Regions from separate parts of the Mus musculus genome. Here regions 2 and 3 are each linked to region 1. Evidence: chromatin loops called from intact Hi-C (ENCODE). Cell type or tissue: heart. All regions are shown on one strand. Links, peaks and the distances in the headings refer to the core of each region. The heading gives the core; the rest is flanking DNA.

Region 1 (7,748 bases), core at 1,524-6,523:
ATTCTTTCTCAGGTAGTTCAAATTTATCCCTCTGTGGGATAGATAACCCTATTGTTCTTTTTTTTCCATTAATTAATTAATTAATTAATTAACTTTTCATCTTGATTGCAGCCCCCTCCTCCCCTCCCAGTCCCACCCTCATAAACCACTTCCCCCATTAAGCCCCTTTCCCTACTACCCCTCCCCTTCTCCTCAGAAAAGGGGAAGCCTCTCTTGGGTACCACCTGCCCTGACACATCAAGTTGCAGCAGGACTAAGTGCATCCTTCCCCACTGAGGCCAGATAAGGCAGTCCAGCTAGGAGAAGGGAATCTGAAGGCAGGCATCTGAGTCAGAGAGAGCCCCCACTTCAATTGTTAGGGGACCTACATGAAGATGAAGCAGCATATCTGCCACAAAACCTTCTACCCAAAAATGTGTCCTTCCTACTAGACGTGAGGGATAAAGGCAGAGCAGAGATTGAGGGAATGCCCTACCAATGCCTGGCTTAACTTGAGACCCGTGCCATGGGAGAGAGCCAACCCCTGGAACTATTAATGCTCCTCTGCTATGCTTGCATATAGGAGCCTAGCACAACTATCTTCTGAGAGGCTTCATCCAGAAGCTGACAGAAACAGACAAAGAGACCTAAAGCCAAGCATTAGAAGGAGCTTGGGGAATGTTGTAGAAGAGTTGGGGAAGGATTGAGGGAGAGAACAGGTCAAGGACACCACAAGAGAACCTACAGAGTCAAGTACCTGGGCCCAGATGGCTCACAGAGACTGAACTAACCAACCAAAGAGCACATGTGGACTGGACCAAGGCCCCCTACACTTACATAGCAGGCAACTCTATTTTTATTTCCCTTTCTTTCCTAGCACATAGTATCCTGAGTCTCAAAGCCATGTGGGACTGTGATTCATTTTGGCCAATGGAGTGTAGGAATGATATTTGCTTTATTCAATGAGTCATCTTGCCTGCCCTTAAGTATTTTTGACTCTGAGTTCCCAGATGCAGGGTCCACAGATACAGAGGGCCAGCAACACTGCCTTTGTTTCAGTGGACTTGATTTTCTCATTCCCAAGATGCTAGGTGCTTGGTAACGGGTTTTGAAACAAACAATCTCCCCAGGACATCATTCATGTAGTGGAATTGACCTTTTGATGCCGAACAGGTAGCCTTTTGGAACTGGGTTCTCACCTCTGAAGTAGACAGTTACGAAAGCTTTGGGTGTGGTGCTGAGGGGAGGGTTAATCGAAGCGGACTCCACAACAACCCTCAGCATCTTGGACGCTTGTTCCCGCTCCTCCTTCCCTGCACAGGGCCACCTCTTGCTCCTTGGAGCTCCTCCGTCCCAGGTTCACAGGGTGAGTGGAGCTTAGCAACAAGAGGAACATCACAGAGATAAGAGGTTCTTGGTTCCAAAGAGAATCTCTGGGAGGTGAAGGACGCATGACAGAGTGTAGATAAGACAAGTGGCTTGAGGCCCACACAGACAATCGACCTCCCTGCTTTGAGGACTCCTCCTTCCTTTTCTTCTGTTACTGACCTTTTGAGTTCAAAGTCAGGCACAGAATTCTCTTCTGTCTGGAATGAATTACTGGCAAAATCATGCAATTTAGATGAGAAAATACAAGAAGTGAGACCATCAAGATCTATATACAGGAAAATCCATGATGCCTCACGGGAGGGGGAGGGCTTTCTTTTTTCTTTTTAAGATTTATTTATTTTATGTATATGAGTACACTGTGGCTGTCTTCAGACACACCAGCAGAGGGCATCGGATCCCATTACAAATGGCTGTGAGCCACCATGTGGTTGCTGGGAATTGAACTTAGGACCTCTGGAAGAACAGTCAGTTCTCTTAACCCCTGAACCATCTCTAACCCAAGGGGAGGTCTTTCTAATGGAAAAGTAAAACATTTGGCCTCTTTTTTCCTTTGATTTTTTTTTTTTTTAATTTGGGGGACAGGGTTTCACATAGCCCAGGTTGGCTCTGACTTACTGTTGTATAGCTGAGGCTGTTCTTGAATTCCTAATCCTTCTGCCTCTGAGGGGATAGGTAGTTTGATTTTATAGTAATTAATGCTAAGAAAGCTACTTCATATAAAGACAGGCTATAAAATGGCAGAAGTGTTCTCAGAAATGATTGGGCAGTATGCCCTGATACCAAGCTAAAATTCACTTAACGATTGTTTTAGGAAGCCCAAGTCAGCCATTCAAAATGCAATTTCTAAGACTAGGCATTCTGTCACAATCCAAAGAAATGCTACTTTGACACATGCTGAAAGATAGGAAAATATTAAGAGCCTTTGTTTTTGTAATAAAACTATCAGGTTTCTGTAAGAGCAGAAAACTTTGTGTCTACAGCAAAAACACTGCAATTGATAACATACAGTAGTCTAAAATCTGAGCCAAGGGGTTTCGAAAGATTTGTTGGCACTCTAGCTAGCTAAATGGCACGAGCCGTGCGAAAGTGCATGTTGTGTGCTCAGAACCAAGGCTGCAGTGACATTGTGGATGTGAGTCATGAACTGCCAGTTACACCCCTTGAATTAATTTTCAGTCGTTGTACACTTAGAAACATTTTGTAGCTTAATTTTCCCGACCCCTCTACCTTATTTAAGCCTAAATGGGATGGCAACTGAGTGTTTAAAACAGTGTTCTATGGTGGTGCAGGCCTATAATCCGGACACTTGAAAAGAAGAGGGGCAGAAGAGTCAGAAGTTCAAGGGCAACCAGGAAGTGGTGGGCATGCGCAGAAGACGGATCTCTGTGTTTGAGGCTAGCCTGGCCAACAGAGCTTGTTCCAGGACAGCAGGGCTCCATAGAGAAACTCTGTCTCAAAACACAAAACAAAAACAAAAACAAAACAAAAACAACCAACCAAACAAAATCAAAACCCAAATCGAACCAAACCATCAACCAAATTCAAGGTCTTCCCTGGCTGCATAGCTAGAATGAGCCTAGCCTGAGATACATGGGACCCTGTCTCTCCATCCCCTCCATAAATGAAAAAACAACCAATAACACTGAGTTCTAAGACCGGGAGGTGGGGGTCGCTCATAGTAATTGCCATCAAGAAATCAATGGAGCTCTTGACAGGTGGCAGAAATAATTGACTGCATTCCCCTGGCAACCTGGTGAATCAGGGTTTAGGCATTTGCACATTTCAAAGTTGAGAAAAAGGCTGAGCCAAGCAGTTAAAAGTCGAACCTTAAATTCATTGTTTTTAATAGCTGAGTAGTACTCCACTGTGTAAATGTACCACATTTTCTGTATCCATTCCTCTGTTGAGGGACATCCGGGTTCTTTCCAACTTCTGGCTATTATAAATAAGGCTGCTATGAACATAGTGGAGCATGTGTTCTTATTACCAGTTGGAACATCTGGATACATGCCCAGGAGAGGTATTGCTGGATTCTCTGGTAGTACTATGTCCAATTTTCTGAGGAACCACCAGACTGATTTCCAGAGTGGTTGTACAAGCTTGCAATCCCACCAGCAATGGAGGAGTGTTCCTCTTTCTCCACATCCTTGCAAGTATCTGCTGTCACCTGAATTTTTAATCTTAGCCATTCTGATGGTGTGAGGTGGAATCTCAGGGTTGTTTTGATTTGCATTTCCCTGATGATTAAGGATGTTGAACATTTTTTCAGGTGCTTCTCAGCCATTTGGTATTCCTCAGTTGAGAATTCTTTGTTTAGCTCTGAGCCCCATTTTTAATGGGGTTATTTGGTTTTCTTTAGTCCATGTTTTTGAGTTCTTTATATATATTGGATATTAGTCCCCTATCTGATTTAGGATTGGTAAAGATCCTTTTAAATACCTAATTAAAAAAACCTGGGGGAAAAAAAAATTGAACCTTACATCTGTCCTCTGCCTCATCTTCCACCTCATCCTAGTCTGAGCTGTACCAGTTTCTTATTAAACTCCGCAGAGCCCTAGAATTGTATCCCAACATTCTGCAAAGCTTTCCCTCCCTCTCTTCATCTCCCCATCTCTCTGGTTTGCTTTGAGGTCTTGAGACAGGGTGTCATGGTGTAGCTCAGGTTGTTCTGGAACTCACCTCGATCCTCCTGTCTCAGCCTCCAGAGAGTGCTAGGATTATAAACCCCGATGGGCTGAAATAAACCCCACCCGCACACTGCAAATTGAACCCAGCTCTGTAACAGGGAAGGGGACACCGAGCGCTGGGGTGGTCTGAACTATCTTGCTCTTTGTCCTCACTTTTCCCACAGAAAACGCAGAGGGAGAACGTCTCTGCCCCGGGAGTCGCGCGCGCTTTCCGCGTTCCCCACAGGTTAGCCAGGTCCCGGGCGCGGATCCGCTCCGGGCTTTGCCGCTCGCCGCCGCGCGGTTCCGGGAGAGCGATCTGCTTCCGCGTTTTCCTCAGAGCCCAAGGCGCCGGGAGGTAAGGCGCACGCGCATTGGGGTCCGGCTCGGGCGAGCGCGCGGCCGACAACTGCGGGTGAGACGCGGTTTTGCCCCGGCGCGGGTGGTGGCCCGTGGGGTTCCAGGCGTTGGGCGGCGGGCTCGGAGAAGCCCTCGGGGCTCCGCGGGCATGAGGGGTCGGGGGCTGAAGCCGCGGGCCAGGCCGGGCCGGCCGGGCGGGGCGCGGGAGGCAGACGCGGCGCTGGGGCGGCCGAGGCGCGAGGCCGAGGAGGGCCCCGGGAGGGGAGGTGGGGCCGGGCGGCTCCTCCTCGCCGGGAACTCGGGATGACCTTGGCCGAGTCGTCCGGGCTCCGGGGCCGCCGCCCGGGTGGGCCGTTTTGAGGTTCTGCGGTTCCGTGGCGGGAACCTCTCAGAGGAGCGGGCCGTTTGCTGGGCGCCTCGCCGAGGGAGGGCGAAGGAGGAGAGGCCTTCTGAGGGCCCGGCCGGGCTGAGGGCGGGCTCTAGTTTTTCTCTTCCCAAAACTCCGGAGTACCATGAGGTTGATGCAAACCTTTGGTGGAGCGTGACCCTAGGAGAGTCCCCTTGACCTCAGCCCAAAGCAATGAAGCTTGGAGGCCCGCGGTGCCCGCCTGTTGTGCTGGGGCCACCCGAGCAGACCAGCCCTGCCCACGTCCTGTTTAGGGGACGAAAAGTAGGGACCTTTAGCTTTTGATGAATTCATGTTTGTGATCCCTCTGGTTTGCAAAAACCTTTACCACCCAGGAAGAAAATTGCCCAGCAAATTTAGGTTTTTGTTTTTGAGATGGGATCTCAATATATTGCTCTGGCTGTCCTGGAACCCACTCTGTAGACTAGGCTGCCCTTGAACTCCCGGAGATCCGTCTGCTTCCGCCTCCCCAGTGCTGGGATTAAAGGCGTGCGTCACCACGCCTTGGCAATTGCAAAGGTCATGTTTTTGTGAACTGTGGAGTCTTGTCAGTTTACAGTTATAAAATTGTGTATGGCACCGTTCTGTTTGGTGGCGGTGTGGGAGGACACATAGATGTGCATAATCAAAGATCGAATGCTGAGCATAAAGACATGTTTTGATAGTGAAAGTTGGGAGAAATGGAAGCTATTGAATTCACAAGCCCCCTTTCACTGCAGGTGACTAGCATGCAGATATTCACACCCTGACTTGGCTGCTTGACTACTGACATGGCCCACCGGGGTGGGGAGAGGGACTTCCAGACTTCAGCTCGGCGGATGGGTACCTCCCTGCTCTTCCAGCTTTCAGTGCATGAGCGGGAACTGGACCTCGTTTTCCTGGATCATAGCTATGCAAAACCGTGGAGTGCCCACCCAGATGCCAGTAGTGCCCGCCCCACCCGCATGCTCTTTGTAACCCCCCGTCGGCAGCAGGAGAATACTATGTGAGTTTGAGAATACCATGTGAGTTTGGGTTTCCTTCTTAAGGAAGTGATGCGTGGCGGGGCTTAGATGTTCTTAGGAGTGATTGGGGCTGCAGGGTGAATGGAGAGCTTGGATGAGCAGCATCAGAACGGCAGGGCAAAGTTGGACACCTACACAGACATTGCCAAACATGAGTTAGGAAAGGGAGATGCGCAAAGGAAAACAGCCTAGCTTGCTTAGTTCCCAGTAACTAGATAATTCCTTCTTCCCTTTACTGCAGCATCTAGTTTGTTTGGCAGTGGCTACAATCTATCATTGAGTCTCTGGCTTCAGTGCACAGATTGGGAGACAGTTCCCAAAACATTGCTTTCAATTCTTACCTCCTTACAAAAAGCCACCTGTGGGTTAATCTAAACCCTTCCTAAGTAAGTCTCTTTATCTTTCCAGCCACCCTATGTCAGGGGGCAAGAACATTTCAAAAATGTACTCTCTGATAAATGATTTGATTATATTTGACCTAACTAATTAATTTTGAACCTTCTGACTTCACTCGTATCAGGATTTGTTGAGACACTCTTTTTCTGATCATTACAAATTTTAAGATAGGAGATTTTGTGTTTGTTTTGACTTCATGTTTAATCTTTCCTCAAGCACAGGTTATTTTTGTTTTGTTTTGGTGGGAGTTGAGATCTTGTATTTGGGTTCTATACACACACACACACACACACACACACACCCCTCTCTCTCTCTCCAGACAGTAAGTAGTATGAACTCTGATCTTCCTGCCTGCACCTCTCAGGTGCTCGGATTATAGATCTGTGTTACCTCCATCACTTGGGTCTTACTGTGTACCCCTGGCTGGCTTTGAGCTTGCTGTGTAGTTCAGGTTGGCAGCCTCCCTACGTTCCGATTGCAGTCATTGCTGTGGCTTAGAGTAATAGTTTGCTTATTTAAGATAGGGTTTCTCTATGTAGCCCTGGCCATCCTGGCACTCTCTATGTAGATCAGGCTGGCTCACAGATCTGTCTGCTTCAGCCTCCCAAGTGCAGACCTGTAATACCTCCCAGCTCAGAGGAGTTTTTCTTTCCTAATGATAGTAACAGGTTTTTGGCTTTCAGTTTCCTCATCGTCCATGAGCCGTGACTTTAGGGGAACATTCTAGCATAATCCTGATCCTTCTGGCCTGGGGATAACTGAAAACCGCCTTTAAGTAGAATTTGAATTTTTTTTTTTTAACTATATAAAACTTCCTGCTTTGTGTTTGTATCTTAATGACTCTTTTATTTTTGATGAGAATCAGTGATTTAGGAACCAAATTACTGTATTGGAAAATTTATTTTATTTTTAATTGTGTTTATGAGTGTGGTATGTTCATCGAATACCAGTGTCCTCAGAGGTTAGAGGCATCAGATCTCCCTGGAGCTAGAATTAGACAGTTGTGTCACCCACCCCACGTGGGTGCTAGGAATCAAACTTGGGTCTTCTGCAAGAGCATCAAATGCTCTTAACTGCTGAGCCATCTTTCCAGCCCTTAGGAACTGAATTTTTAAATTGTTTTATTTTTATATAGCTGCATTTTTAAAAGACTTTGGAGCCAAGTGTGGTAGCTCATGCCTATCATCCCAGCACTTGGTGAGGCTGAGGCAAGAGCAGAGTCAAGAGGTTAAGGCTAGGAGCTGGAGAGAGATGTGTCAGCAGTTAAGATCATACACTGCTCCTGTAGAGGACCCAAATCCAGCTCACAGCACCCATGTCAGATGTCTCTGGCCTCTGTGGACACTGGAGCTCACATGTGCATACCCACATATATGCATTTAAAATCTTAAACTGTAACGGCTGAGTTCAAGGCTAGCCTGGGCAACATAGTTCCAGGCCAGGATGAAACTTTAAGAAAAAAACAAAAAAAAAACAAAAAAAACAAAGCCACAGAAAGTGTAATGACCTTGCCTTTCCCAGGCACACAGCAGGGAGAGGAGAGAGCTA
Region 2 (7,748 bases), core at 1,016-6,015, 120 kb before region 1:
GCTTAGTAGAGTTCTTTGGTTAAATGGTCATATTGTCAAACTGCTTTCTAAATACTTGTTTATTATGTTTATACCCATAGATTTGTGCTGCTTCTCGGCCATAGCCAGAGAAACTTTTTACAGTAGGCAGCAGACAATGGACAGATTCATTAACTGGTCAGAGTGCTAAAAGTGACTAGGATTGCTCAGCCCTAAATGGGACAACTGTGGCACTACTACCACAACCCCACAATACCCACCACAGCCCACAACACTCTACTACAGTTCACAACACCCTACCACAGCCACACAACACTCCACCACACCCCACCACAACCCCGCAACACCCACCACAGCTCACAACATTCCACCACAGACCACAACACCCTACTACAGTCCATAACACCCTACCACAGCCACACAACACCCCACCACAACCCTGCAGCACCCACCACAACCCTGAAACATCTACCACAGCCCACAACACTCCACCACAGCCCACAACACCCTACCACAGCCCACAACACTCCACCAAGCCCACAACACTCCACCACAGCCCACAATACCCCACTACAGTCCACAACACCCTACCACAGCCACACAACATCCTACAACACCCTACTACAACCCTGTAACACCCACCACAGCCCACAATACCCACCACAGCCCATGACACCCACCACAGCCCATAACACTCACCACAGTCCACAACAACCTACAATAGCCCCACAACACCCACCTCAGCCCACAACACCCCACCATAGCCCACAACACCCCACCACAGCCCACAACACCCCACCACAGTCCACAACACTCTACCACAGCCACACAATACCCCACTACAGCCCCACATCACCCATCACAACCCTGCAACACCCACCACAGCCCACAACACCCAACCATAGCCCACAATACCCTACAACACTCCACTATAGCCCTATAACACCCACCTCAGCCAACAACACCCCACTATAGCCCACAATACCCCACCATAGCCACAATACCCCACCACAGCCCACAACACTCTACAACAGCTCCACAACACCTACCTCAGCTCACAACACCCCACCACCATCAACAACCAAGGCTTAAAGAAGGATGGGGCAGGAAGAAGGACGGCTGCAGGATGGGGAGGAGAGCTGGTGTGGACATAACATGGCCCACACACTCACGAGCTCATGCCAGCCCTGAATGCCTGCACGAGACTTGCACGAGACCAGGCAGGCAAATCTGGAAAGTTGGATATGATAAAAATACATAGTACCCATGTATGACATTTCAAAGACTAAACAAAGATATTTTATTAAAAAAATGAAGCAAACAGAGGAAGAGCTGGAGACGCCACTCAGTGTTAGACAGCTTACCTAGCAGGGAGGAGTTGCCACCCCAGCACAGGAGACAGGACAAAACTAGGGATGTCACCCAAGACAACCAAGTTCATAGTTTGCTAACTCTAGTTTATAGTTTATGTGGATTCTAACTCTCATAGGAGTGCATTTTAATGAAGTACCTCACTTTGATGTTGAGGATCATTCAATTAGATAATGGAACTTGAGCTGTGGCTGAAATAAGAAATTAAGAGTATTTAAATGATGCATTTACAGCTGGAAATTTCACTTCTCAAAGAGGAAATATAACAAAGTACTAATATTTGGTTGTCCATATATAATTGCTGGTACTTGGCTAATTTTAGCCCCAAAACAGCAGTTTCATATTGTGTAACCTGAGGATGGGCTTTCTCATTATTCCCTTTTTTATACAGACATTCCACATTTCCATAACTAACTGTATTAATTTTATAGTCAAAAGGAACACACAAAGTAACTTTAGAAAGAAGAGGCTCTGAGAGTGGAGGCTATCGCGATGGCTCAGCGCTAAGCACGTGAGTTGCTCTTTCAGGACTGGTGGCTCACAACTGCCAGAAACTACAACTCTAGGACATTTACCATCCTTTTCTGGCCTCCACAGGTACCTGCATGCGTGTGCATATGCTCACACACAGACACAGACACAAAAACACATAAAAATAAATAAATAATAAGACAGCACTCTAAGGTCTGCAAGATGGCTTGGTGGGTAAGGGTGTGGCCCAGCCTGAGGCTTGAGTTTAATACAGAGAACCCACCTGGTGGAGCGAACAGACAGCAAGCCAAAGTTAACTTCTGACATATGCACATGTGCATCATAGCATGCACATGCCCTCACACATAGAAATAAAGCAAAATGCAAGGAAATACTGTAAAAACATTCTAACACTGCTTCTCCCGATGTCCTAAGTACCAGCACTGTTTGAAAAGGGGACAGTTGAGTGGGAGGGACCACAGGAAAGAGGCACCCTAGAATCCTGGCTGTCCTTAAGTGTATCAGGTCCTACCTTGAGGCAAGCTTGCCCACTCTACCCTTTACTGACCTTTGTCCCAGAACTAGCCAGGAGGAACCTTCCCCTTCCCAGCCAGCCATAAGTGAGTTTCCACTCCCCCACTCCACCCCACCCCACCCCACCCTACCCCACCCCTGCCCTATGGCCCTGATTCACACGGAAGGGGTTAAAAGGTGGAGGCAGAGGGAGAAAGAACCTATAACCCAAGTCCCTCGGCGACACCCTTTGCTTCCAGCTTTCCCGTGTCGCATCTGGTTTTGTTTAGTTCAGTTTTCTGAGACAGGGTCTCATATAGGCCAAGTTCACCTTGAATTCACTATGTAGCATATGATGGCCTTAAACTTCTCATCCTCCTGCCTTACATAAGTATGCCACCATCCCCAGCTGTGGCACATCTGTCATCTCTGCCCGAAGCTTACACATCGTCCCAGCTAACCCTGAAGGCTTCCTTATACCCAGTATGCAGGAGCTCCAAACCCCCACCCAGATTTTAAAAGGGAGTCTCCAGAGCCCTAGAAGGCCAGAACCCCACCCTGAACGACACTTATTTTAGCAAACTGCCATGTCTTCCTCCCTCCCATAAAATTTTTTTTTTTTACAATCCATTAAAGACTATAAGGAAATGTGCTACTGGGTTCTGGGTTTCAAAGTCCAAAGGCCCCCATCAGTCTAGCTACTTTTCCCCTGGGAAGAAACCCTGGACCAGACAAGGGATCTTACTATCAGAGATGGTGGCATCCTAGGCGACCTCCTCACTGGGCCACCCAATAAGGCAAAATCCCAAGTTCCCGCAACGGGTCCTGGATGTTAACTTGGTGACTGGACACCACACCTTGGGTCACCGGTCTGCACCTACAGATGGCTGGACACTCTGACTTCCTGGCAACCGGCTCCTTTTCCTCCCTCTCCCCAGGCCTGAGCAGGATTAAGCTGGCTATTAATAGTGCTGACCTCAGCCAGCAGGAGGAGCAGCCGCCCTTCCCAGCTCTTAGGGGTGGGAGAGGCCTGAGCCAGAGTGGGACAAACTCCTTGCCTTCCAGCCTGGGAAGACTGGGGCCATTCATCCACTATCATAGCTTCATCTACGTGGTGACCATGCTCCTCCCAGGCTGGGCGAGTGACCTGGCAGAGGCTAGGAGACCACAAGGCTGTAGTTGCTGGGTAGGCTGTGCTCAGTCATGCTGGGTTTCCTAGGCCGTAGGAAGGCAGTGGGAGGCTGGGAGATGGTGCAGGTGGTAAACTGCTTGCACTGAAGCAAACACAAGGGCCCAAGTGAGAGCCTATGTAAAATAATCATAATTAATCCTAATAAATAACAAAGAAAAAGTGGGGTTGCTGAGCACTGAGAGGAGCCACGTGAGTGGGCAGGCGAGGGAGAGACGTGGCCACATCCCTATTCCCCCAGAGAAGAGACAAGAGAATCAGTCACCCAACTGCCCAGGAGCTCAGGCTGTCCCACAGGCTATGGGAGCTTGAGAGCCATCTGTGGTTCCACAGAAAGGTCTTCAGTTCACAACCCTCTCACCTTAGCCATTCAAACATTAGAGATCACTTTATCCATAGCTTGGGGCTGGCCTGAGACACCCATGCCAAGACAGAAACTGGTCAGTCACAACAGAAAGGAATACTAAAAGAAGCCCTTAATTTAATCTAATTAATTTTATGTATATACCTTAATAATGTCACTTATTATTGTTACGGGTGTATGTATGTTGGGGGTGGAGAGGGTATACCACAGTACATGCAGGAGGTTGGAGGATAACTCTGTGGAGTTGGTTCTCTTTCCATATTTATGTGGCTTCTAGGGTTCTACCTCAGGTAGGTCAGGCTTGTAAAACAAGAGACAGCTCATACGCCCAAATCATATTTTCAATATGAGGGTCTCATGATGGTGCCCAGGCTTCTGTCAAACTCTTGGGTTCCTGGGATCATGTAATCCTCTCACCTTAGCCTCTCCCACAGGCACATGCTGCCATGCCTGGCAATAAGACGACTGTGATTACAGCTGGGCTGGGCAAACCAGTGAGAGAGTTCAGAAATAAAGCCCAGCAATTAGAAGGCAGAGGCAGCCTGGGCTACAGTGAGCTTCAGGCCAACCAAGCTGACCTTGCTTTTAAAACCAACAAAATAAAACCTCCAGTTGGCACACCGGCCGGAGAGAGAGAGAGAGAGAGAGAGAGAGAGAGAGAGAGAGAGAGAGAGAGAGAGAGAGAGAAAGAAATATCAGATTACAAATCTGACATCTAAATCAAAAGCAAAAGGAGACTATTCACTGAGAGGTATTGGGTTAACTAAGCCAGTCCATATCACTTTATAAACCAATTAGAAAAATCACAAGTTGAGTTTGTTTAGCCATTGAGCCATCTCTTTGTCAACTCCACCCTACCCCCCCCTTTTTTTTTTATATAGGGTCTCCATCTGTACCTCATGGTAGACTGAAACTTTATAGCCTAGGCTGGCCTGACATTCACTGCAATTCTCCTGCCTACAAACTTAATTTTAAATACAAATTAATAAATACAAGTTAATCCAAGGAAATGCAAATTACCTTGGGTGTTAAAATTTACCTACCAGTCTACTGCTTTGTTTTGGCAGTGCTAGGGACCCAACCCAGTAATCTACAGGAGGGGTGGCGTTTCGATTTGTCAGATGGGTACTATGCATTAACAGAACTGGTCATTACTGATAGGAGTTGAAATGTTTTCTTCAGGAACATGGCAACATATATTAACATGTTCAATGTGCAAAGACCTTGGACTCAGCACTTTCTTCCATCCCTAGGAAGTGACTACTAAGGAAATACTCATAGAGTATACAAGGTGCAGCTAGGAAGATCCAACCAGTATTTATAACAAAGAATTGCAGCTGCCATAAAGGACGACTCAGGCCTAAATTTATTGGAGGAGCCAGTGATTCACGGTATGCACAAAACAAAACAAATAAAAGTTAGAAGCACTACAGAAGCTGGGTGTAGTGGCGCATGCCTGCAATTTTAGTACTCAGGAGGCTGGGGCAGGAGGATCACCACAAGTTCAAGCCCAGGCTAGACTACAGAATAAATCTGATGTCAGGCTCGATGACATAGTGAGCAAACACGGGCAGCAAGGGGAAGCAGCACAGCAGAGTGATCACTGGGCTTTGCTGTATAGAAACAGCATTGCATACTGGCATGTTATATGCCATAAATGGCATTTTATCTACTGTCTGCCTTCTCACACTTACAGTAAAATAGGACAGTGACAGTTTCTCAGAGAGCTACAGAAAGCAAGGCAGCTTCTTCCTGACTAACTCAGGCAATATAACAAAGGCCAGCTCCACATAAGTAAACAGGGCTGGGCACACTTTAATCCCAGCACTGGAAAGGCAGACACAGGAGGGCCTCCATGATTCAGTCACAGGCCAGCCAAGATGGAACAGGGACACCCTGTCTCAAAAAAAAAAAAAAAAAAAAAAAAAAAAGTTATACAAAAAGAAATACTGCCTGTCCCTTTCTGAGTCAGGGTCCCAGAGTCGCACCCACTCAGGCCACCAGGTATGCTACTGATGTATACCCACCTCCTTCCTGCCTGGGATAGCCGCCATGAGGCATGGCCAAGCTTTTGTACAGTGAATAATGCTACAGTAAAACCTTCTGCTTAAGCATGAATTACTTGACTCAGAAACGAGTCCCAGGAGAGAGGGTTCTTAGTCTCGTCAACCCTGGCATCAATGGTGAAGCTAATGTGGCTGCCACATTCCCGTTTCAGCAGGAGTCCCAGCTTCCCTCTGACCAGCAAATGTCAGGGTAGCAATGCTGGCTCATTCCTCTAGCATAGGCTAAAAACACAGTGGGTGCTCAGGAAACCAGCAACTCAATAGACACCACCAATGAAAACACCATGTCGTAGGTAAGTACGTTGCTTTTAACTATTCATCCAGTCAAATAATTACTTAGTCTGTTCATTTTTATTTATTTACTCATTCATTTATTTAATTAATGATATAGTCTCATTATGTAGCCTTAGCTGGCCTAGAACTTAAGAGATCCTCCTGCCTCTACCTCCCAAGTTATAGGATTAAAGATGTGTGTCGCTGGGGGCTGGAGAGATGGCTCAGCAGTTAAGAGCATCAACTGCCCTTCCAGAGGTCCTGAGTTCAAATCCCAGCAACCATGTGGTAGCTCACAACCATCTTTAATGGGATCTGATGCCCTCTTCTGGTGTGTCTGAAGACAGCTACCAGTGTACTCATATACATAAAATAAGTAATTAAAAAAAAAAAAGTTGTGTGTCATGATGCCTGTCTTGTTTTTAATCTTTTTGTTGTTGTTTGTTTTTTTGAGACAGGGTTTTACTGTATTGTTCTGGGTGTCCTGAAACTTGCTTGTAGACTAGGCTAGCCTGGAACTCACCTCTGCTTCCTGAGTGCTGGGATTAAGTGAGCCACCATGCCAGACTATGTATTTTAATCTTAAAAGATACTTATTGATTTTGTTTTTGTTTTTGTTTTGTTTTTCAAGACAGGGTTTCTCTGTATAGCCCTGGCTGTCCTGGAACTCACTCTGTAGACCAGGCTGGCCTCGAACTCAGAAATCCGCCTGCCTCTGCCTCCCAAGTGCTGAGATTAAAGGTGTGCGCCACCATGCCCGACTTTGATTTTTATTTTATGTGTGTGGGTGTTCTGTTTGCACTCATATCTGTACATGTACCTGTGTGCATGTCCATGTACTGCGTGCATCCAGTGCCCTTTAATCCCAGGAGAGGGCGTCAGATCCAGTGAGCTGGAATTACAGGCAGTTGTGGACCATCCTGTAGGTGCTCCGATCCAAACCCAGGTCCTATGCAAGAGCAAGGACTCTTAACTGCTGAGCCGTCTCTCCAGCCCCAGGTTTTTTGTTTTTTAAAGGTCATAAATGACGAAGGAAAAACCAACAGAGTAAAGAAAAAGACAGAAGCGTTGGCTGATGACAACCTTCAGAGGGAGCGATTGAGTGGCCACTGTGACCCACATGCCAAAAACAAAGACGGGACCCAGGTGGTGACAGGGGTTCCTGGAGACAGCATAGAGCACAGACTGCAGGGCCAGGCCTACCTGAAACCTGTCAGTACCGGTTCTGTTTACACTTAGATCCCAGTCCAAAATAAGTAAATTTCTCTTTTGTTTGCACATAGCCCAACTGTGGGGCCTGTGCAGATCTGCCTGCTCATGGGGGTGTACGTACATTCTACTCCCCTCCAGCCCCTGAGAGGGAGCACATAGGGTGCCCTGCACTTCAAGCCAGACAAATACTCACCAAGCAGACAGAGACTGAAGGTTCTGTGCCTCCTGGAAGGCAATGGCAGGTTCGGAGGGAACATGACTAGTAAGGCCATGGGCTATAGCTGCTGAGATGGCTCAGGGGGTATGAGCA
Region 3 (7,748 bases), core at 1,016-6,015, 72 kb before region 1:
GGATAGAAAGCAAGAACCCGGGTAGAACTCGGTCGGACTGAGGAAGGAGAGGGGGAAAAAAGTCTGTTTGCTGGTTAGAACACCTGCTCCTTCCTTCCCAGGCCGCGAGCCCTGATGATGAAAGAGGCTGGTTAGCATTGCTCTCTTCAGGGATTTCTAGATCTCTAAGCACAGCTCAGTGTCAGAAAATTGACACAGGTGTCTACAAAGAAGAGAAATTAATGCTGTTAGAGCTTAATACAAGTTTGTTTTTCTCGCAGAGCTGTGGATAGGGGGTGCAGGAAACACAAATTTAAACTGCAGAAAGCAGTTTGAATTTTTGTTACTAAGATGTCATTTCTGTTACTAAGATGTCATTATTTTACTGGTTGGTTGTAGTACCTCCTTAGTGTTGGTCCCTGCTGATACTATGGGTTAGTCTGGTTTTTCACCCTGGGGGTACTTATACTTAGTCTAAGGGATTTGGGGATAATCAGCTACACTTGAAAGATTGATTTTATTTTATTTTTTAAATTTTATTTATTTATTTATTTATTTATTTATTTTGTTTTTCGAGACAGGGTTTCTCTGTGTAGCCTTGGCTGTCCTGGAACTCACTCTGTAGACCAGGCTGGCCTCGAACTCAGAAATCCGCTTGCCTCTGCCTCCCAAATGCTGGGATTAAAGGTGTGTGCCATCACTGCCCGGCCTGAAAGATTGATTTTAAAAGAATATGTTTAAGCTCATAGGCTTTTGAGAATATATCTCTTTTAATATAAATGACAAAATTTTTGTCCTTTCATAGTGCTAAAGTTCACCCACACATACAGATCTCAACTACTGTTACTGTGCCATGTGTAAATGACAGCTCTGTGGTGGGTTGGATTCTTCAGCTGAAGAATTTAGCTGAAGGAAGTTTGGTGAGATGTCAGGTACCTGTGGTCCAGGAGCCTGAGACAGAATATTGAGACTCACATTCAAAAAGAAAAAGAAAAACATTAATTCATGTATTCATTAATAATACTAAAGGAAAAATAATGGCTCCAGTCTTTGTAGGATCTGGCTTTGTGAACCAATTGATGAAGACTATGGGCTGATTCTCCCCTCCCCATAGGTGTGGGAACAAGCAGTTCTTCGCTATGGAACCTGATGGGCAACGCCATGGTGATGACACAGTACATCCGCCTCACTCCAGATATGCAAAGTAAACAGGGTGCCTTGTGGAACCGGGTGGTAAGAGGCTTCCTGTGTTAGGACCCTCAGTGTCCTAAAAATGCTCAGAGTGACTTTGACATGACTTCGTTGTACTGTCTTTTCCCAGTGTTCATCTTCTAAAGATAGTAAAAGTCTTTAGAGAGCTGGAGAGATGGCTCAGTAGTTAAGAGCACTGTCTGCTCTTCCAGAGGACCTGAGTTCAATTCCCAGTACCCACATGGCAGTTCACAACTGTCTATAACTCAGGCATTCAGCTCCCTCACACAACACACATGCAGGCAGAACACCAATGCACATAAAGTTAAAAATAAATACATCATTAAAAAGAAACTAAAAGTCTTTAGTTTATAGATAATGGTGAACTTCATAATACAGGAGTCAGATATTTCTCTATTGCCCTGTTAGAACAAATAACTCATTTTCTCACTAACTTAGAGCAATTCATTTTCTCTGTAACCTGACATACCACACTTTGGGATTTAGTAGCTTAAGTCTTATTTAATTACTTTGTTAAACAGAAAACTTTTGGCTTTTTGCTGTTATTGTATGTTTGTTTCTTTAGCATGTAACCCAGGTTGTCCTTGAACCTGATACTAGCCCAGGCTACCCCCAAACCTAAGATCCTTCTGCCTCAACCTCTGTACTCTGGATATGGTGCTGTGTATCTGTAGTTCAAATTACTTGGGGGGAGGGAGTAAGGTAGAGGAACCAGTTAAGCCCAGAAATTGAGTCGCAGCCTGGGCAACATGTGGGGCAGTGTTGCTTGATACTTATGTAAATATAACAAAACTCCCAGAAGTGTGTTTATCCCAGACGTAATCCTAGTGGCCTCTCTGTGTCAGTCAAGAGTTTGTTTCTGCTTCAGTATGAAAGTCACTTTGAGCCATTATAGACATTTTGCTTGTCCTCTGGACCCCCTCTAGCTACCTCTTTTTCCTGGAGGTGTGGTGGCAGGAGAGAGCACCTGGGGCTGCTGCGCTGTGGCCGTGCACAGCCAGGTCACCGTCAGGGATGACTTTGGCATCCTTGGTGTTTGGACTCCTTACACCTTCATGGTTTTTCTCATTAGCTGTAGATGCTCCAAGCGGATCTCATAGGAGAGAACTGTTTCTATCCACGTGTTGTAAAGGAGCAGAGGGGCGGGAGCCATCTACACAGGCCGACCTCGAAACCTAGGCTGTAGTACTGAGCCCCGTGTGGGTCGTGGTAGAAGATGTAAGAATCAGTTGATGCACCGATCTAAGTTCAGCTTGAAGAGCCCTGGGCAGATCTCCTGTAATACCTGCTTGACTGACTTACCCATCTGAGTTGTCAGAATATAGCCAGACAGTGGGCATGAAAAGACTTTGTGTAAAGTTTGCTACGGTGGGTATGGAAATAGAGGCTGTTCTCAGACCTGCTCTCAGTTTCACCGATGGGTTCTTGTGGGTTATTGAATTATACAAGGCTTAATACCTTAATATAAGAGTCTCTGGCACCTATATTCTCAACAGAATGAACCAAGGAACTATTTTAAGATACATAGTTTGAGCAAGTGGCTCTCAGGTGTGACTGTCCACTAGAGCTAATGTGTGGGTTCTACCCCAGGATGTTGATTTAATTAGAGTAGGGCACAATTTGGTCATTGGGTTTCCTCTTTTCTTTTCCTTTCTTTCTCTTTCTTTCTTTCTTGGGAGCAATTTGGTCATCATATTTTCCTTTCTTTTTTTTGTTCTTGGTTCTTTTGCAACAGGCTTTCTTCCTGTAGCCATGGCTGTCCTAGAACTCGTTCTGTAGAGACCAGGCTGGCCTTAAATTTAGAGATCTGCCTGCCCCTGCCTCCCTAGTGCTGATATTAAACACGTGAGCCATCCCCACCGATTCAGCTACTGGGATTTCAAACATGCATCGAAGTTTCAGAGCCACTCTTAAAAATCACCATGATCAAAACTGCATTGTGATACCCAAGGCCAAGAATTAGCTACAGCTACCTGCTTATTCATCGTGGGCTTCTCTGGTCCTGCCCTTTTTGCAGGGCCATTGTACTACCTGCTGGCTACAGGACAGCTTTCTGCTTGTCCTGAAAGCTAAATGTCACAGCAGAGAGATAACTCAACAGAGAAGACAGAATAGAGCAGATTGTTGGAGACACCAGGGCTCCCTGCAGAGTAGGAACGCATCCACCCCCTCACTGTGGCTCTGTACTCCTAACACTAGTTCTTTTGGATGATGGCCCAGAAATTAAAAACGAAAAACCGAACATGATGAAGCACTGTGTTGCTCAAGGCCCAGAACAATCTACTTGGAAAGCCTTTGGCAGAACCCAGCCAAACCCAGCTGAACCCTTCCCTTCTTTCTTCACAGCAGATTTTAACTAGAAGTCTCCCGAGACCAAATACTGCACTCAACCTGGTTTCTCCTGGAGACATGACAGCTGTGTCTCGCACTTAGCCAGCCTCACCCCGCATCCCTTTCTTTCTTCCTTCCTTCCTTCCTTCCTTCCTTCCTTTCTTTCTTTCTTTCTTTCTTTCTTTCTTTTGTTGTTGTTTTTTTTTTTGGTTTTGTTTTTTTGTTTTTCGAGACAGGGTTTCTCTGTGTAGCCTTGGCTGTCCTGGAACTCACTTTGTAGACCAGGCTGGCCTCGAACTCAGAAATCCACCTGCCTCTGCCTCCCGAGTGCTGGGACTGAAGGCGTGCGCCTCCACTCCCGGCCCCCGCCTCCCTTTTTATGAGGTTTTGGCACACAATTACAAAACTCAGAAGGAGATAGCATCTGCCTCTGGCACATTTATGCTTCCTAGCCATGGGCACAAAGGTTTGGGGGACGGTAACTTAACTCTACTATCTGTTCTCTTGGGAACTCAGGCTTGCCCCTCAGCTTGGCTGAATTCCAGCTTTAGCTAATTAGAGCTCTTCAATAACATCTTCTAATTATCCCTGGAAACCTCTGTGTGGGACTTAGCTTTTTTTTATTTTTTATTTTTTTAAGTGAATGAGGTTTTGACTTTTCTTGGAAGCCCCACTTTTTAGAGTCTTTTTGTTAGAAGAATAACTTTTTTAAAACTTTATTTATTTATTTATCCATTTATTATATGTAAGTACTCTGTAGCTGTCTTCAGACAGCTAGAAGAGGTCGTCAGATCTCATTACGGATGGTTGTGAGCCACCATGTGGTTGCTGGGATTTGAACTCAGGACCTTTGGAAGAGCAGTCAGTGCTCTTAACTGTTGAGCCATCTTTCCAGCCCTCAGAAGAATAATTTTAAGTTGTAAACAAGTATTAAGTCAATCTTCTTTATCCAGTTGCGCTTCTAGGTAGATGGAGGATCATGGCAAATTTCTGTGACTTTTCCAGCTTTAGTGTACTCTCCTGTTTCTGCTGGAAGATGTGAAGATAGCCACGTGGTTTGTCCGTCTCTTATACAGAGTTCCTTAAACAGTCTATTTAGGTTTTTGTTGTTGTTGTTTTAAAGATTTGTTTATTTATATGAGTACATTGTAGCTGTCTTCAGATACACCAATAGAGGGCATTGGATCCCATTACAGATAGTTGTGAGCCACCATGTGGTTGCTGGGAATTAAACTCAGGACTTCTGGAAGAGCAGTCAGTGCTCTTAACCGCTGAGCCATCTCTCCAGCCTGTCTGTTTAGTTTTTTGACAGAAGTACTTTCCAAGTCTTATATTTCATTTTAACTTGTAGTCTGTTAGCAAAGCTGTTTTCCGAGTCTGTAGATGGCTTGTGAGGGCTTTATGGGTGCCTGGTTTCATGCTCCTGTCTTACGCCGTTGTCTTCCTCACCTTAGCCATGTTTCCTGAAAGACTGGGAACTGCAGGTGCACTTCAAGATTCACGGCCAAGGGAAGAAGAATCTGCACGGAGACGGCTTGGCAATCTGGTACACAAAGGACCGAATGCAGCCAGGTATTAGGGATCCTGGGTTGCTTCTACATGGGTGTAGCAGGCCTGTTTATTCCTGTGCCCTCTTTTTGGGACGGGCCCTTCCTTCTAGTTTTCCCTCTCCCTTGATGCCTGTGAATGAATATTAACCTACTGTAGAATGGGGTCTGAGTCCTAAGCAGTCTGAACTTAGCTCATCCTCAGATGAGTCCTTGCTTGTTGGTTCCTCCTGTGTTTTCCTGTGAAGCCTGGCCACTGACTGACTGAATGCACTCTCTCCTGAATACTGGAGGCTGGTGTGCTAGTTTCTTCTGATACACACTTACGATCTCAGCATGCACGAGCCAAGAGAGACTTCTCTTGTTGTTCTTGCTGCTGTTGGAGCTGGTGCTCCAAATGGATGGCAGGCTGAACCTGATTTGACCTGGTCTCTTGCAACAAGAAGTAGAACTTGGGAATTCAGTTCTCTCTTGGGGGCATAATCGTCACCAAGTGTTTGTGAAGCAGAATTCTGTAGGTAGGGGAGCCTTAGCAACCCGTTTGAAATAGGGTGTTACTATAGTACAAACAAGGTTACAGTGGCCTTCCCTCTTTTCCTGCCTTTAGCAGCAAACTTCTACAGCTGTTCATGGGCCCGGGTGTAGGTCATACACTTTGCTGGGTGCTTTTATGTGTGTGTGCTCATCTTCAGAAATACCTGGTGCCATTTGAATATCACCCTGTCCTCTGCCATGAAAGATCTCTCCTTTTGTCCATTCTTGGCTGTATGTCGTTGTTCATCATCTGTTCTCTCTCTCTAGGGCCTGTGTTTGGAAACATGGACAAATTTGTGGGGCTGGGAGTGTTTGTAGACACCTATCCCAATGAGGAGAAGCAGCACGAGGTAATGGCGAGTGTCAGAGCTTAGGGCAGCTGTACTGATCACAGCTCTCCCCCAGGAGCAGAGCAGAGGAGAGAGCGGGAGAGACAGGGAAGGTCCATTGTTGACTTCAAAAGATAGTGCCCTCGGCAGCTCTCTTCTCTTCTCTGTCTCTGTCTCTGTCTCTGTCTCTCTGTCTCTCTTTCTCTCTCTCTCTTTCTCTCTCTCTCTCTCTCTTTTTCTTTCTTTTCCTGGAGGGAACTGCCTGTGATCCCAGCAGTCATTAAGGAATAGCTGTTAGTCACACTAGGTGCTCTCCTATAGTGCCAGCAGGGTTCTCATTCATTTCTATAAGGCAGCTTCTGGAATTGAGGCCAAAGCAAGAGGAAAGATGGGTGCTCCAGACTTTAACCATCACTGTGGACTCTCTCCTGCCACTTGCCCTCCGTTTCCAGCATCTTTATCTTCTCTGGCAGCAGTTTTCATCACTTACAAGAAAGGGTTAAGTAAATAGAAGTTGATGAGACTGCTGCACTTATTTATAATAATAAGGTCTCGCTATGTAACCCAAGCTGGCCTGGAGTTACCTGAGATCTTTATCCTCAGCTTTCTGAGTCCTGGGATTACAAATGGGGCCACCATACCTGACTCAGATCTAAGCATCTTGGTGGAACCTAGTGTCTGGACTGTGCAGAGACATTAAGTACCTCTGAGGGTTCTTCAGGACTTGCTTATACTGGCCCAGGACTGTATCCTTCTGTGGCACTGCTGTGAGACGGTAGAGAACTGCTGACAAGCTGTTCATGGATCCCCTTCAGAAGGCAGGGTTGGGAGTGGGGATGGAGAGTACTTACTCCCCCCAAAGATGTACCAAGAACACATGTAAAACGTGGCGGTGACTATGGTGTGTACCACACTCAGGTGTAACGGTCAGAAGTTCCCAAGGTCACTTTAGAGGAGCTGGAAAGGGAGACCTGGGTTAGATGACTAACCTTCTGTTGTGGGTCAGTTAGAACTGTGTTTCCATTTCCTCTCGGCTCCTTGTTGTTCCAGGCCCATCAAACCCTTGCTAGATGCAAGACCAGCATCATCTCTGTGCTCTGTAGAATGGAGATTGCTGGAGACTCCGGGACTCTTTAGAGGATACAGTAGACCCATCTGTCCTTGAAGGGACAGCAGTAGTGGTGGCTGCAGAGCTTTCCTCCAGAGCAAGACATTTACATTGAGGTTTGCAAGATAAGGAGCCAGTGGTCCATGATGAGGGAGAGCGTGTACTAAGGCATTCTGGGAGGGGACAGTGAGGATAAGGAAGTAGAGAGCTTCAGATAGAAAGGCAGGCAGGCTCTGCACCGCATGAGCTTCACTGTTTCTGTTCCTTCTCTTCCCTCTTAGGCACACTAGTCACAGTGAGTCTATGTGCCCCAGTGGTTGTTAGTTGGGCTGTTAGGCCATTCACAGTGTTACTCCTCTTTCCCTGTGAATGAACAGAGTAGAGAAGCTGTGGTGTTCAAGGTAGCAGTGTTTGTCGGGTCTCCCTGTCCTGAAGCTCACCATCGTGGTGCTAGACCTCCAGCCATCCACTGCTTTCCTGCCCATTGATTTCTTTCTTGAGAGAAGAGAGGTGTTTTCATATGTGTGATTTCAGTTCTTTGAGCTTCTGTTCAGTCCAGAGAATGTAGAAAATTGTCGTCTTCTCCATACCCAACCAACTGGGGCTGTCTCAGAGGATAAAATCAAATGTATGTTCTCAGTGGTGTGGTTTACTTTGCTTACTCACACAAGGGTGCAGGCATTGGTCCAAGTTTATTATTTACTTGTA

What was found. Peaks named below come from ENCODE experiments on the same cell type or tissue, not always from the same donor. Only the 100,000 strongest peaks of a DNase experiment are listed, where the experiment ranks them.
Region 2: it touches region 1 in a loop (2.4-fold over the local background); 6 of 42 quality-filtered maps call a loop at or near these places.
Region 3: a loop joins it to region 1, with 4 times the contacts of the local background. A loop is called at or near these places in 6 of 42 quality-filtered maps.

The regions. Positions count from the first base shown.
Region 1 is chr1:36,365,806-36,373,553 of GRCm38, reverse strand. It overlaps Kansl3 (KAT8 regulatory NSL complex subunit 3), which reads left to right and starts at 4,373. Exons shown (of 22, transcript NM_001310513.1): 1 at 4,373-4,449; 2 at 5,520-5,785. The coding sequence starts at 5,571. Fer1l5 (fer-1-like 5 (C. elegans)) reads right to left here and starts at 1,364. Exons shown (of 53, transcript NM_001277076.2): 1 at 1,179-1,364. The coding sequence starts at 1,263. In heart, for the core only: no CTCF peak of the experiment used is centred there; DNase peaks (open chromatin) are centred at 4,413 and 5,333; H3K4me3 peaks cover 2,314 bases; H3K27ac peaks cover 1,417 bases.
Region 2 is chr1:36,488,195-36,495,942 of GRCm38, reverse strand. All of the region lies in intron 1 of Cnnm4 (cyclin M4), which reads right to left. Among named protein-coding and RNA genes, the nearest start is that of Cnnm3, 20 kb to the left of the region's middle. In heart, for the core only: a CTCF peak has its summit at 3,322 (motif pointing right); a DNase peak (open chromatin) is centred at 3,312; H3K4me3 peaks cover 339 bases; H3K27ac peaks cover 742 bases.
Region 3 is chr1:36,436,955-36,444,702 of GRCm38, reverse strand. Lman2l (lectin, mannose-binding 2-like) reads left to right here. Exons shown (of 8, transcript NM_001013374.2): 2 at 1,094-1,212; 3 at 4,977-5,094; 4 at 5,871-5,953. Among named protein-coding and RNA genes, the nearest start is that of Lman2l, 4.4 kb to the left of the region's middle. In heart, for the core only: no CTCF peak of the experiment used is centred there; a DNase peak (open chromatin) is centred at 3,462.